Linked DNA regions of Homo sapiens: all the other regions are linked to region 2. Evidence: chromatin contacts called from ENCODE Hi-C or POLR2A ChIA-PET data. All regions are on one chromosome and are shown on one strand. Each heading gives the region's core, a stretch centred on a gene start or an enhancer-like site at or near the end of the contact. The rest is flanking DNA. Distances are from core to core; before and after follow the strand shown. Region 1 holds the start of LINC02570 (long intergenic non-protein coding RNA 2570). Region 2 holds the start of DDR1 (discoidin domain receptor tyrosine kinase 1). Region 3 overlaps VARS2 (valyl-tRNA synthetase 2, mitochondrial).

Evidence for each region. Hi-C counts contacts between places; a loop is a spot of excess contacts on that map. ChIA-PET counts read pairs that join two places held with the same protein, here RNA polymerase II (POLR2A). Pooled maps may share reads with other maps.
Region 1: POLR2A ChIA-PET joins it to region 2 with 7 read pairs in Panc1. The contact joins the promoter of LINC02570 here to the promoter of DDR1 in region 2. A Hi-C loop is called at or near these places in 5 of 168 maps with a recorded cell type or tissue (CD14-positive monocyte, Caco-2, HepG2 and 2 more) and 4 of 50 pooled maps. POLR2A ChIA-PET finds 5 or more read pairs at or near these places in 17 of 52 experiments (BJ, GM10248, GM12878 and 12 more).
Region 3: POLR2A ChIA-PET joins it to region 2 with 15 read pairs in MCF 10A. The contact joins the enhancer-like site here to the promoter of DDR1 in region 2. A Hi-C loop is called at or near these places in 19 of 168 maps with a recorded cell type or tissue (B cell, K562, OCI-LY7 and 13 more), 14 of 37 single-sample maps with no recorded cell type and 32 of 50 pooled maps. POLR2A ChIA-PET finds 5 or more read pairs at or near these places in 31 of 52 experiments (A549, A673, B cell and 24 more).

The regions. Positions count from the first base shown.
Region 1 is chr6:30,845,993-30,850,637 of GRCh38, reverse strand. It overlaps LINC02570 (long intergenic non-protein coding RNA 2570), which reads left to right and starts at 2,479. Exons shown (of 3, transcript NR_134610.1): 1 at 2,479-2,670; 2 at 3,489-3,601. RefSeq lists an enhancer at 2,949-3,451.
Region 2 is chr6:30,882,488-30,886,582 of GRCh38, reverse strand. DDR1 (discoidin domain receptor tyrosine kinase 1) reads right to left here and starts at 2,064. Exons shown (of 18, transcript NM_001297654.2): 1 at 1,873-2,064. RefSeq lists enhancers at 1-163, 1,179-1,686, 1,756-2,529.
Region 3 is chr6:30,925,622-30,929,723 of GRCh38, reverse strand. VARS2 (valyl-tRNA synthetase 2, mitochondrial) reads right to left here. Exons shown (of 30, transcript NM_020442.6): 28 at 4,005-4,102; 29 at 3,716-3,844; 30 at 3,265-3,615. The coding sequence ends at 3,514. Among named protein-coding and RNA genes, the nearest start is that of SFTA2, 4.5 kb to the left of the region's middle. Within about 2 kb of position 2,837, at least 8 of the 41 ENCODE cell types and tissues checked have a DNase peak (open chromatin) inside an H3K27ac peak, as active enhancers do; they include gastrocnemius medialis, where a contact is called at or near this core.

The sequences.
Region 1 (4,645 bases), core at 1,230-3,729, 36 kb after region 2:
ACCTGCCTCGGCCTCTCAAAGTGCTAGGATTACAGGCATGAGCCACTGCACCCAGCCGTATTAGTCCGTTTTCATACTGCTATGAATAAATACCTGACACTGGGTAATTTATAAAGAAAAAGAGGTTTAATGCATTCACAGTTCCACATGGCTGAGGAGGCCCTCAAAATCATGGTGGAAGATGAAGGAGGAGCAAAGGCATGTCTTACATGGCAGCAGGCAAGAGCGTGTGCAGAACTACCTTTATAAAACCATGAGATCTCATGAGACTTATTCACTATCACAAGAAGAATAGCATGGGAAAAACCTGCCCCTCATGATTCAGTTACCTCCCACCAGGTCCCTCTCATGACACGTGGGGATTAAGGGAACTACAATTCAAGATGAGATTTGGGTGGAGACCCAGCTAAACCATATCAGACACCATTCTAATGGAAAACAGCTCAGCTGAAAGAATCCTGCCAAGAACTCATGCTACCTGTCTGTGCAGCAATTCAGAGTCATGAATTCTTGTTAAGCTATGTGATTTTTCTACGAGGATGCCAAGTTTACTTTCTGATTAATGGACCTCTCTTAATCAGAAACAAGCACAATTTACACTCATAATTTTTTGCCAAAATATATAACCTTAAACATCACCTCTCTCCCCTGCTTGTCAGTTCTCATCAATTAATCTGGTCTGAAGAAGAAAAAAAAACTCAGTTAAGGGAAACCAAGTGCACAGAGGATTTCTTGAAGAATATATTTTGCAGATTATGCAATTACAGACATTTGCAGCACTGTGAATTTGGACTGTTTGTTTTAACCCTTCACAGAATCTCTTACAGTGAATTGTGCTTTGGCAGTCGGCTCTCAGCTTGCAGGGACTCAATAAGAATGGGATGTAATGCAAAATAATTTATGGATGATATGGCACAATGTGTAGAATTTGCTTTAAAAGATCTCCAGCTGAAAAAGTGGTAGGAGTAGATTAAGTGAGTATGGTCAACTTTTGACAGTTTTTAAAACTTTGTGATGGATACAGCAAGACTCATTATATACTCACGGCTTCTGTGTATGTTTGAAATTGTCATCATAAGCAGAGTTTTTTAAAAGAGGCATAAGAAGTTCACCATTGTCTTTACTATAGGGATATTGTTAAAGATTTATTTTATTCATTACTTTGCAAACCAGTATACTTTTGACAAGAAATTAAGAATGATCTTAAAACTTAAATAATACTTATCTTAGTCCTGCCTAGTACAAAGTAAGCATGTAATAAGCAACAGTTATTGTTTATTGTGTAATGATCTCATCAGAATTCATTTGTGGGTATTAGTAGCCTGACCTCCTTGGAACTTGGAGGTTTCCTTTGATATTGGACAAAGTACAAAGAAAACAGTATCTTCTGTAAGGTTAGTTGTAAGAGGTTTTCTGGTAGCATACTGAATATAGGAAGAATTTCTGAAAGAACCTTTAAGAACTCTAGTGTCTCAATCCAGAAGGTAAAAATTTAATATGAAGTATTAAAAAAAAATGCACCATGACTAACCAGGAGTACAAAGATAGCTCTATGTTTTAAAATATATTCAAATGTATCATATTCAAATATATTCAAATTTTAAAGATAGTTTTATATTTTAAAATATATTCAAATTTATCATCTCTGTAGGCCAAAGAAAATAAGCCATATTATCACCTTGATTATGATAAATGGTTCAACTGGCTAACATTTGAAAAACAATAATAATTAGAATTATCTCTCTATACTCAAAATCAATTCCATATGAATATAAATGTGGAAATTTTTTAAAGTGCCAAATGAAAACAAGGGATGAGATTAGGGAGGAAGAAAACTACTCTGTGCTTCCTGGCTTCATCTTTGATCCTGTTCCATCCTCAGAGATTGCAGAGTAAGTAAACTGTGACAGCTCTCTCACTTTTGCATCTTGACATATTCCCCAACCTCTCTCATCTACTTGAATGCCGATTCCTTTATTGCATTCTAGGCTTTATTACATCAATTTTTCAATTCCTGCAATAACTAGATTCCATAATAAGAAAAGACTGTACTTGGCTGATTTCTTTCATAATGTACCTATTAATATTTAAGTGTGAATTCCTTAAAGCTCTTGTGATAGGCTTCTCAAGGCATGGCAACATTCCTCACCTCTCTTCTGCTGTATCATATTATATTACTGTGTCTCTGTGATAACAATAAAGAATTTGACTGCCCTTTGTCCCTGGTTCCTAGGAGGGAAACTAAATCCTTGGAATCTCCTGAGTAATATGAGTATCTTTGTTATTCATGAGCCCCTTGGATCACACCTGGGCTTATGCTAAGAGAGAACTCACGATGGGAGGTTGGTCATCAGAAAGATCACATAATAAAAGGATTGGGCCTTAGAGCCAGCCCAACCTCGACGGAGGGTGGGAGGACTAGAGATTGCGTTCAATTCGGTGGCAAATGAGTCAACCAATTGTGCCTATGTAATGAAAACTCTGGACGCCAAAATTTGGTGGAGCTTCCTGGTTGGTGAACACATCCATGTGCCAGGAGGGTGACACAACCTGATTCACAGAGAGAAGACACAGAAGCTCTGCATGGAAGACCCGCCCAGACCCCGCCCTACGTGTGTCTTCATTAGTCTGGTCCTCCTGATTTGTATCCTTTGTAACAAGCCTGTAATCGTAAGTATAACATTCTCCTGAGTTTGGTGAGTTGTTCTAGCAAATTATCAAACCCGAGGGGGTTGTGGGTACCCCCCAGATTAGTAGCCAGTTGGTCAGAGGAGCGAGTAGCCTGGGGACCTCCACACTTGTGGCTGGCGGCGGAAGTGAGGGCAATCTCATTGGGGCTGAAACCTGTAGTTAGTGTTGTGCTGCACTATTCCAGTCCCTTATCCACCTACATTCCTCATTTCCTTGTCGGGGCCTTGCTGTGATGTCTCCATTTGGGTGATTTCATAAAGGTTAGAGATGAGGGAGGGCAGATTTACCTGGAGAACAAATTCCTAGGCCTTTTGATACTTTTTTTTTTTTTGAGACAAGGTCTCGCTCTGTTACCCAGGCTGAAGTGCAGTGGTGCAATCCAGGCTCACTGCAACCTTGCCTCCCAACCCCCACCCCCACACTCTGGGCTCAAGCGATCCTTCCACATTAGCCTCCAGGGTAATTGGGACCACACGTGCGCACCAGCACGCCCAGTTTTGTTTTTGGTTTTTTTTTTTTTTTTTTTTGTATTTTCAGTAGTGAAAGGGTTGCCCAGGCTGGTCTCAAACTCCTGAGCTCAAGCAATCTGCCCCCCTCAGCCTCCCCAAAGTGCTAGTATTACAGGCATGAGCCATCGCGCCCAGCCAATATACATTCTTAACAATTTTTTACTTACCAATTCTCTGTTCTGGCTTTGTATCTCTGATTTTACTAGATTATCCCTGTTTTGGCAAACACTAACAATATTTATATAAGTTTAGCCTATATGCCTTAAAGACGTTTTCTCCTACTTCCAGAACTTTCTCAGTTGTGTGTGTGAGTACGCCTGGCTTTTCATCAAAGAGCTTTGCCGTCTTGATGCTTCCTTTTCTGTGAACACAGCAATAAATAGATTCTGCAGAACAAATGAGTGAGTAACTTTTTTTTTTTTTTTTTTTTTGAGACAGAGTCTCGCTCTGTCACCCAGGCTGGAGTGCAGTGGAGCTATCTTGGCTCACTGCAGCCTCTGCCTCCTGAGTTTAAGTAACTATTGTACAATAGTGATCACTGCCACAAAGTCAAGTATACATTGTTTATAATCTCTGAATTGAAGTACAAATTTTACTTTCTCTTTTTTTTTTTCCTTTGGAGATGGAGTCTCCCTCTGTCACCCAGGCTAGAGTGCAGTGGCAGGATCTCAACTCACTGCAACCTCCGCCTCCTGGGTTCAAGTGATTCTCCTGCCTCAGCCTCCCGAGTATCTGGGATTACAGGCACGTGCTACCATGCCCGGCTAATTTTTTGTATTTTTAGTGGAGACGGGGTTTCACCATGTTGGGCAGGCTTGTCTCGAACTCCTGATCTCAGGTGATCCTCCTGCCTTGACCTCCCAAAGTGCTGGGATTACAGGCATGAGCCACCACACCTGGCCTTTTTTTTTTTTTTTTTTAATAGAAATGGGCTTCCCCACCTACCCCCACCTGGCATGGTGGCTCATGCCTGTAATCCCAGCACTTTAGGAGGCTGAGGGGGGTGAATCACCTGAGGTCAGGAGTTCGAGACCAGCCTGGCCAACATGGTAAAACCCCATCTCCACTAAAAATACAAAAACTTAGCCGGGCATGGTGGCACGTGCCTGTAATCCCAGCTACTCAAGAGGCTGAGGCAGGAGAATCACTTGAACCCAGGAGGCAGAGGTTGCAGTGAGCTGAGACCGCGCAATTGCACTCCAGCCTGGGCAACAAGAGCAAAACTCCATCTCAAAAAAAAAAGAAAAGAAAAGAAAAGACAAAAAAAGAAATGGGTTCTCACTATGTTGCCTAGGCTGCTCTGGAAATCCCAGGTTCAAACAATCCTCCCTCCTTGGCCTTCCAAAGTGCTATGATTACATGTGTGACCCACCATGCCCAGCTCTAAATATCTTTAATTGTAAGTGTGTAGCATTCCATACAATCCAAGCACAGTTTTATATAAT
Region 2 (4,095 bases), core at 815-3,314:
GGTAGGAGGAGTGGGGGATACTCCCCCATCCCTTTGTCCTCCTCCAGCTGCTCCCACAATGCACTAGGGCAGGAATGTAAGAGGCAGCTGAGACCCCAGAGCTCTGAAGCAGCAGCTGAGGGGGACGACTGAGTTGTGGGGGGCACTCAGAGGCTAGAACCAGAAGGCATCACGCCTGGTCCCTTAGGGTCCAGCGCCGGGGAGCAGGCTGCCAGAGTCCCAGGAGACTGGCTTGGAATTCCTGGGTGCCGCTCTCCAACCCCACCTCTCTCGGGAACAGCGGGGCTCTTGTTCCCCTAAGTAACCTTCATGCCTATCCCAGATGAGTCATCAGAGCCACACAGAGCCGAGAGGAGCCCGGGGCAGAGATACAAAGGCAGGCAGAGGATACGAGGCAGGCGGAGACAGAGCGAGAGCCACAATGCAAGAGGTAAATAGAGCAGGCTCAGAAACACGGGGCACAGAGCCAAGCAGAGGAACACGGAGAAGCACAGAGACGTCTGGGCTGTCTGTTCTCCAACACCCCCAGTCACCTCATCTCTCTCCACTGGGTCTTCAGTCCACAGTCAGAGACCCAGAGGGCAAGAGAGGACAAGCCCAGAAGACCTTCCCCAATCCCACCCCCTTCCACTCCATTACAACCAAAGACAAACCAGGGGCCAGGCCACCCTGCCTCAAGCCCTTCACGCTCCTCTCCCAACCCCCAAGTCCCACTCAGACAACACCCACACAGCTCTGTACACACACACACGGTGAAACACACAAACTTACTGAACTGGCTGTAAACAGCGAGGCTAAATGTGGCATGCACACACCCACCTCTCAGTGTCCCTGACAACCCTCACAGAGTTTCTGAGACAGAGCAAACACAGAAGCTCATGCATACATCAACCCGTCCACACCTTGGCATTCCTTCAAGTCCAACCCCATCGCTCAGTGAATAGCCACCTTCAGACACCTGTGAACATGAAATGACAGACACCACATGCTCCTGTGACCAAAAGACAGCATGAGACACACACACCCGGGCCCTTGGGCACAGGATCCCCAGAGAACTGGGGCCCAGCCTCTAACACACATGGGTGACCAAGCCAGAGGGACGTCGAGGGGGCAGGGAACAGGTGGGCGCTGGGTGGGAAGAGTGGCAATAAGGACAACAGCCTTTCCCTGCCTTTCCACTCACTCCCCTTTCACCTGTCTCCACCACACCACTCAGTCCTGGACACACCTACAGGCCCTCAGCAACAGCCAGCGAGCTTGGGCGCCTGCCTCTGGCTGCTGGAAGCGCTGGGAAGAAATGTTCAGCCAAGAGCCAGGCATGGGGGGGTGGGACCCTGAAGCTGGCGCTCACCGGCAGTGACATTCTCTCATGCCAGAGCTAATTGACCATCCAGCCGGGAAGAGTGGTGTCACTGGTGGGTTAGAGTGGCAGTCCCTCTTTTTGCTGGACTGTGACCAGACTGACCAACTGGGTGTTGGCTGAGCGGAGGCTTAGCAGTTAGATGCCCGCAGGGACTGGCCAGGTGGAGGGCAGGCGATAGATGAGCTGACTCAGTGGGGCTGCACAGGAGCACCTCCTCCCGGGGCTCAGTTCCTCCGCACTGAGTGAGAGGGGACTTGCCTCAAGGCTGGAGGCTCAAAACTCTTTCTGGGAGGTCACGGGCTTCACCTCCACCCAGTCCCCGCCCCCGGTTTTCAGACGGTATGCCAGAGCATCGGGGAGGCGGGCAGGGAGGCTTAGAAGAGCTGGACGACCAAGCATGGCTCGGGACGTCCTGCCTCCCCCGCCCCTCGCCCTGCAGGCGCCGCCGCGCGCCCCCACCCCAAGAGCCCCAGGCCTCCGCCCGCGGGTTCCGCCGCCGCTCTCCCTACCTCTCATCGCTCTTCCCGGCAGACCCAGGCGTCCGACCCGGGAGCGGGGCCTCTTCGGCGGCGGGGCGAGGGGCGGGGGAGGCGGAGGGAGCCAGGAGCCGGGAGCCGGGAGCGGGAGGCGCCGGCGGGGCTCGGGTGTCGGGAGGCGGCTCCCGAGAGCAGCTGTCGGGGGCCTGTTCCGGGGAGAGGAGCCAGGGCTGGGGCGGCTCGGGCCCAGGCGCCGCCTCCCCCTCGCCTCGGCTCCCTCCCTTCCTCCTCCCGCTCCTCGCTCCCCTCCCTCCCCTCGGCCTTCTCGCCGCGCGTTCGGGCTCGCAGCCCTCCCTTCCCCCTCCCGGACCCAGTAGTCCCAGTGGCTCCCACGCCCGGCGCCGAGCTCCAGGCCCCGCGCCCGCCACGCCCACCCCGCGCGCTAGCGCCCGGCCCGGCCTCCCCCAGGTAACCCGCCCGCCAAGCCCGCCTGGGCGCTCCCAGGCCGCCCAGCCGCCCGCGCCGCTGCCTCCGGCCGGCTCCGCGCCCAGCCCCCTCCACCCACTCGCAGCCCACCCCCGCTTCCCCAAACGAGAACCTCCAAAGCTGGCGCCCCAGGGGGCTGGCTGCAGTCCCGCTCAGGGCCCACGAGGGGAAGACGCCCCTCCTACTTCTGGGATCGGTTCCTGGTGGGAGAGGCAAAGGGGAGCAGCCCCAGGGCACAGAGGAAGAAGCAGGTTCCCACAGGCTCGGCCCAGCCCAGCTGCGGGAGTTAGCCCAGAGAAGGGAGCAGAGCTCAGGTCTCAGGGCTCACCTGTCCAGCCAGGCCCCAGACTGCTCTTCTCCCTCCACCAACCTTTGCTCCTCTCTCGCAGCCTGTGCGCTCCCGCCCCTACGACCCAACCTGGAAGGCCCCAGACCCTGAAGGCGGGCCCACTCTCTTCTCCTTCTCCTCTCAGTTCCTCTCTCTGAAGGGCGTTCTAAGGGACCCGGGGGTCCAGACGCCCAGGCCCTGATTCCCCTGGGCTCCCAACGGAGTGGAGTGGGAGGGGGACTCAGGAGTCCTCAGGGCAAGCCTCCCTCAGGCCCAGCCAGCTCTGGCCGTAGTGGGCCAGAGGGTCTGATCACTGGCCAGAAGAGGCCAAAAATGAGGCCAGGACAAAGTTGAGTGGTCGGGAGGAGGAAGAAGAGGAGCAGGAGAAGGATGGAGGCACACTGAAAATCACACACAGTCAAAAGGAAGGGGACCAAGAGACCCAGGGAAGATGAAACAGTGAGACTGAGTAGGCAAAGCAACTGAGAGAGCTACTGGGCAGAGGATGGAGCGGGACAGAACAGCTTGTGGTGGGAGGTGCTTTTTCCCCACTCAGCACTACCTCAGCCCCTCACCTCTCTCCACACCCCCACACCTGCTCACCACCTAGACAATGTCACGGTCACAGGAAGTTCTCGCTCCACTGCACATCTCCGCCCCAGGAACCTCACAGTAGATAAAAACATACCCTGCTTGCAGTCCCAGACAACAATCCCAAGAAAGAAACACGAAGTCCCAACCAGACAAGTACACAAAAGCACTACCAGGAAGAAGCTGGCCCTTGGGAAAGGCCGAGGCACACATGGGCACTAGTTCAGAAGCCCAAGGACGTTCCAACGGCTGAGGGACCTGCTAACAGACAGCCCCAGGGTCACTCGAAGAGCAGCTTCTTCCCGCCTTCCTGTCCCACCAAGCCCCCAGGGATTCATTCCCCCAGAACACCTACCCCTCCAGAGAACAGCAGCTGGGGAATCTAGGCCCAGGAGACGCTGGACTGGGGGTGGGGCCAGCCTGGGGGTGGGGCCAAGGCTTCCCAAGTCACCTCACCTGGCAGCCCACAGCCCCTCCTTCCAGGAGCTGTGCTCTGGGAAAGCCCCAACAGGCCTGCCAGGCAAGCTACAGCCCGTCATACCCTGGTGGGACATTCCACACCCCAGGCCCACGCTGACCCCAGCTAAGTGGCATGGCAGTGCCAGACAGAGGGGTCCACTGGGGAGAGCAGAAGGAGCTAGAGAGTCCTGAAACCTTTGTCCCCTCTTCTCACTGCCTCAGGAGAAATTCCTAGTGGTGATGCCCACCTCGCCCCAGCTCTAGGCTGGAGGAGTGGGAGGGATGCAAGGCTGGGGCCCAGTGGAGTCAAGTGACAACGGAAAGGGAGCTGGAGCCAGCTGGAATGCGGGACTCGGAGCCGAGATTCCCAGGGGCCTGAGAGGGAAATCCCA
Region 3 (4,102 bases), core at 1,588-4,087, 42 kb before region 2:
TGAGGCAGAATTGCTTGAACCTGGGAAGCAGAGGCTGTAGTGAGCCAAGACCATGCACTCCAGCCTGGACTACAGAGCAAGACTCTGTCTCAAAAAAAAAAAAAAAAAAAAAAAAATTGACTTCTCACCAGCTCTCAAAACACAAACTTGCAGCTCAGACTTGAGCAGTGGGGGGTACTGATAGGATTGCTCTCTGTCCTCTGTGGTACCCACTCTGCCCCCCACACCTACACAACCCTCCATTATCTCCATATGAAATTGGAGACTGACTCCTTTGGAGACAGAAGACAACAAGAGTTCAGTATGGAGCATCACTGAAGATGAGGGGAGCATAGAAAATGGCAGGGTGGAAAAAAAACACTTAAAAAATTGGTCTACCTTCCTTCACAACTGTCCTGGGACAATTAGCCCCCAAGGAGAGGTAGCAGGGGGCTCCAAAGGAGACTAGTATTTTATGACTTGCCCCTAGCCTGCAGTAATGGGCAGGTGACGCCCATGGGGCAGCTGTGAGGATCCCCAAACAAGTTGGGGGACTGGATATCTGAATGTCCAAGAGGTTGGTAGAGCAGACAGCTAAATGCACCTCAACCTGGTTCCTAGACTTCAGGGCCTGAGATCACCAGGATGTGATTTCCAGATTATTTTTCTCAAAGAATTGTCTCCCAAGGCTCAAAACAGAGCAGTGCAGTGAAGAGTGCTTTGGGGTTCACCAGACCTGGGGGTGGCAGAGACTGCTAACTGGCCCCCCTAACAGCCATCCTCCTCCTTTTGGATAGTCATGTAGATTTCAACTCAGCATGTGGATCATTACATTTCCCAGCCTCCCTTGCAGCTAGCTGTGGCCATGTGATCACGTTCTGTCCAATAGGATGCAAGTAGAAAGGAGGTGGGCAACTTTCTGGTAGTATCCTTGAAAAGAAAGGAGCTTCCATTTCAGAGGAGGAAAAGCAAAGTTCTTGAAACAGCCTATAAGGTCTTAGATCAGTGCTTTCCAATAGAACTTTCTGTGATGATGGAAATGTTTTATAACCGTGCTGACGAACATAGTAGCCACTGGCCACATGCAACTACCAAAACACTTGAAATATGGCAAGTACGACTAAGAAACTGAACGTTTTTATTTTATTTAATGCTTTAGGTAGCCAACTGGCTACCATTTTGGACACAAGCCCCAGATTGTCCGCCTTGAGTCTTCCCTACCCCCCACCAATTCCCCACCCTCACCTCTGTTTCTCCACCTCCCACCATCCTCCCCTTCTCACTCTGCCCCACCACACTGGTCTCCAGGCTACTCCTCGAGCTGTCTGACCATGCCTCTATCTGTTTTCCTCTGGCCCTTCCCTTTGTCTGGAACGCTCTTCCTATACCTCCTACAAGCCTTTGCTTAAACCTCACCTTTACAGTGAGTTCTGCCCTGACCCACTATTTAAAAGTACAACCTGCCCCCCGCCACACAAACACATTAGAGTCCCCTTACCTTGTTCTATCCTTTTTCCCTCCCCTGCATTCATGACATTCAAACATAGTATATCGTTCACTCATTTGTATGTTATTTCTGACTGTCCTGCTAGAAGGAAAGTACTACAAGGGCACAGAATTTTGTTTCACTCACTGATGAATCTAAGTGTCCAGAATAAGGCCCAGCCCATCCATAGCAGGTGCTCAAAAAAAAAAAAAAAAAAAAAAAAAAAACACCTTGCTGAAACAGAGTAAAAAGAAAAAGAAAACTGCCCATCCCCTTCTTTCCCTCCTCCCTCTGGGTGGAAATGCAGACACGGTGATGGGAGCTGGTGCAGACCTTGGACATGAAGTTTGACAATGCATCAGAATGGCAGGAAAATAAGATTGAAGGAGGTGTGGGCTCCCATTATTGCAGATCTCTGCACTACTTATGCCCAGCAGAAGAAACATCCACCTCATCTAAGCCACCATTATATTTGAAGTTTAGTTACAGCAGCCAGAAAGAGCCTGCACCTAATTTATTGGGTTAGGTCCCAGTGGAGACTTTTCTCTGAGCACACGTCTTCATCTCCAAAATGGGGGCTGGGCGCAGTGGTTTATGCTTGTAATCCCAACACCTTGGGAGGCCAAGGCAGGTGGATTATTTGAGCCCAGAAGTTCAAGACCACCCTGGCCAACATGGCAAAACCCTATCTCTACAGAACAATTTTAAAAATTAGCAGGGCAGGGCTGGGCATGGTGGCTCATGCCTGTAATCCAAGCATTTTGGGAGGCCGAGGCAGGCAGATCACTTGAGGTCAGGAGTTCAAAACCAGCCTGGCCAACATGGTGAAACCTTGTCTCTACTAAAAATACAAAAAAAATTTAGCTGGGCGTGGTGACAGACAACTGTAATCCCAGCTACTCAAGAGGCTAAGGCAGGAGAATCACTTGTACCAGAGAGGTAGAGGTTGCAGTGAGCCAAGATCTCACCAGTGCACTCCAGCCTAGGTGACAAAGCAAGACTCCGTTTCCAAAAAAAAAAAAAAAAAAAAAAGTAGCAGGGCACAGTGGTGCACACCTGTGGTCCCAGCTACTCAGAAGTCTGAGGCAGGAGGATCACTAGAGCCCTGGAGGTTGAGGCTACAGTGAGCCATGATTATGCCACTGCACTCCAGCCTGAGCAACAGAGCGAGACCCTGTCCCAAAAATAAAGTAAAAATAAAAATCTCCAAAATGGAGCTAACACCCGCCTCATGAGGTTTTCAGTAGGATTAAATGGCATTGTACATCTAGCACCACAGAGGACCCAGCCCAGGACAGGCTACTCAGAGCTGCTGGACAGAATGTACTCTGGGCGTGGAAGGGCCAGGCCCTTGAATTCCATGGAGATGAGATGGTGTTTGGCGTGGGTAAGGTGGCTGGCTGTGCTGTGAATGTGTAACTCAGAGGCTGGGCACTCAGGTGTCAGAGCACAGAAGGTGGGGGCACACCATCTGCAGCACAGCCTGCAGCCCATCAGGTCTGGAGGAAGTCCTACTTCTCTCAGCACCTCTAGGGATACAGCCAAGGAGCGGGGAAGCTTCCATTTAGTGAGAAGTGGAGGAGAAAGAGCCTGCAAAAGCCAGGGCACTGTCAGTTAGTCCAGAAAGTAGGTAGAACCGGAACCACTGTGCCCATACCCTACCCATGACTAGAAAGTTCCTCTTCCTCCAGCGAGGACCCCTCCTCCTCTTTTCCCAGACCAAGCTCTCAGGGGACAACTCAGAAGCACAAAAGTCACCACTGGGAGCAAAGGGGACCAAAGAGCCATAAACAGACATGTTTGGGATTTCAAAAGTTTATCTCAATCTCCTCATTCCCAGACTTCCAGGTGGGAGGCAGGCCGGGCAGTAATGTGAGCATCTCAAGGACACCACAGTCACTGCGACCAAGCCAGTCTGTGTCCTCATTTACACAATGAAGGCGATGGACCACATAGTCTCTGACGTCCCACTGCACCCTGACAGCTGACAAATCTGTTTGTCCTCAAAGACAGGTCTGAGAGGGAGGAAAACTGATGGGGATGATGAGTTAGAGCTCCGGGCTCCCTGGGGCTGGAGGCTCATCCATCAGCTGCCGGAGGTGAGAGGCTGCCTTGTCCAGTTTTGACAATTCCAGCTGGAGGGAAGAAAGCTGGACGAGGAGAAAAGGAGGTGAGGATCCAGGAATGAGGCCCCTCCTGGCCCACATTCCCTCAGGGGTGGAGCCTTCTGGGGGCCTCCCTCAGCCTTACCTTTTGTTGCCTCTGAGTCCCTGCCTCCCCTTCTGATGGGGTCCTGGCTGTGAGGCTGTCAAGCTGCTTCTGCAACTTGTACCTTCGGGCGGCTAACAGAGGTAGCTGGATCTGCGGGTCCACCAGGCCCTGGGGAAGAACAGGGAGAAAAGGCTCAGACATCCGCCTGCTGCCAGGCCTCCATCCTCCATTAGAAGGTCCCTTCCCCTACTTTATAGAGCCCAGCCCCTCCCTTCCTCCCAGCATGCTTCCCAAGCCTGCCCTAACCCTCCCCATCCCCTCTGGTCACCTGCAGCTCCATGTAGACTTGAGCCGTGTCACTGAGTGGAGCCTGGGCCCAGCCGGAGGGAGCTGCTGCGCCTGGGGGTAACAGGCCCACAGCCCCAC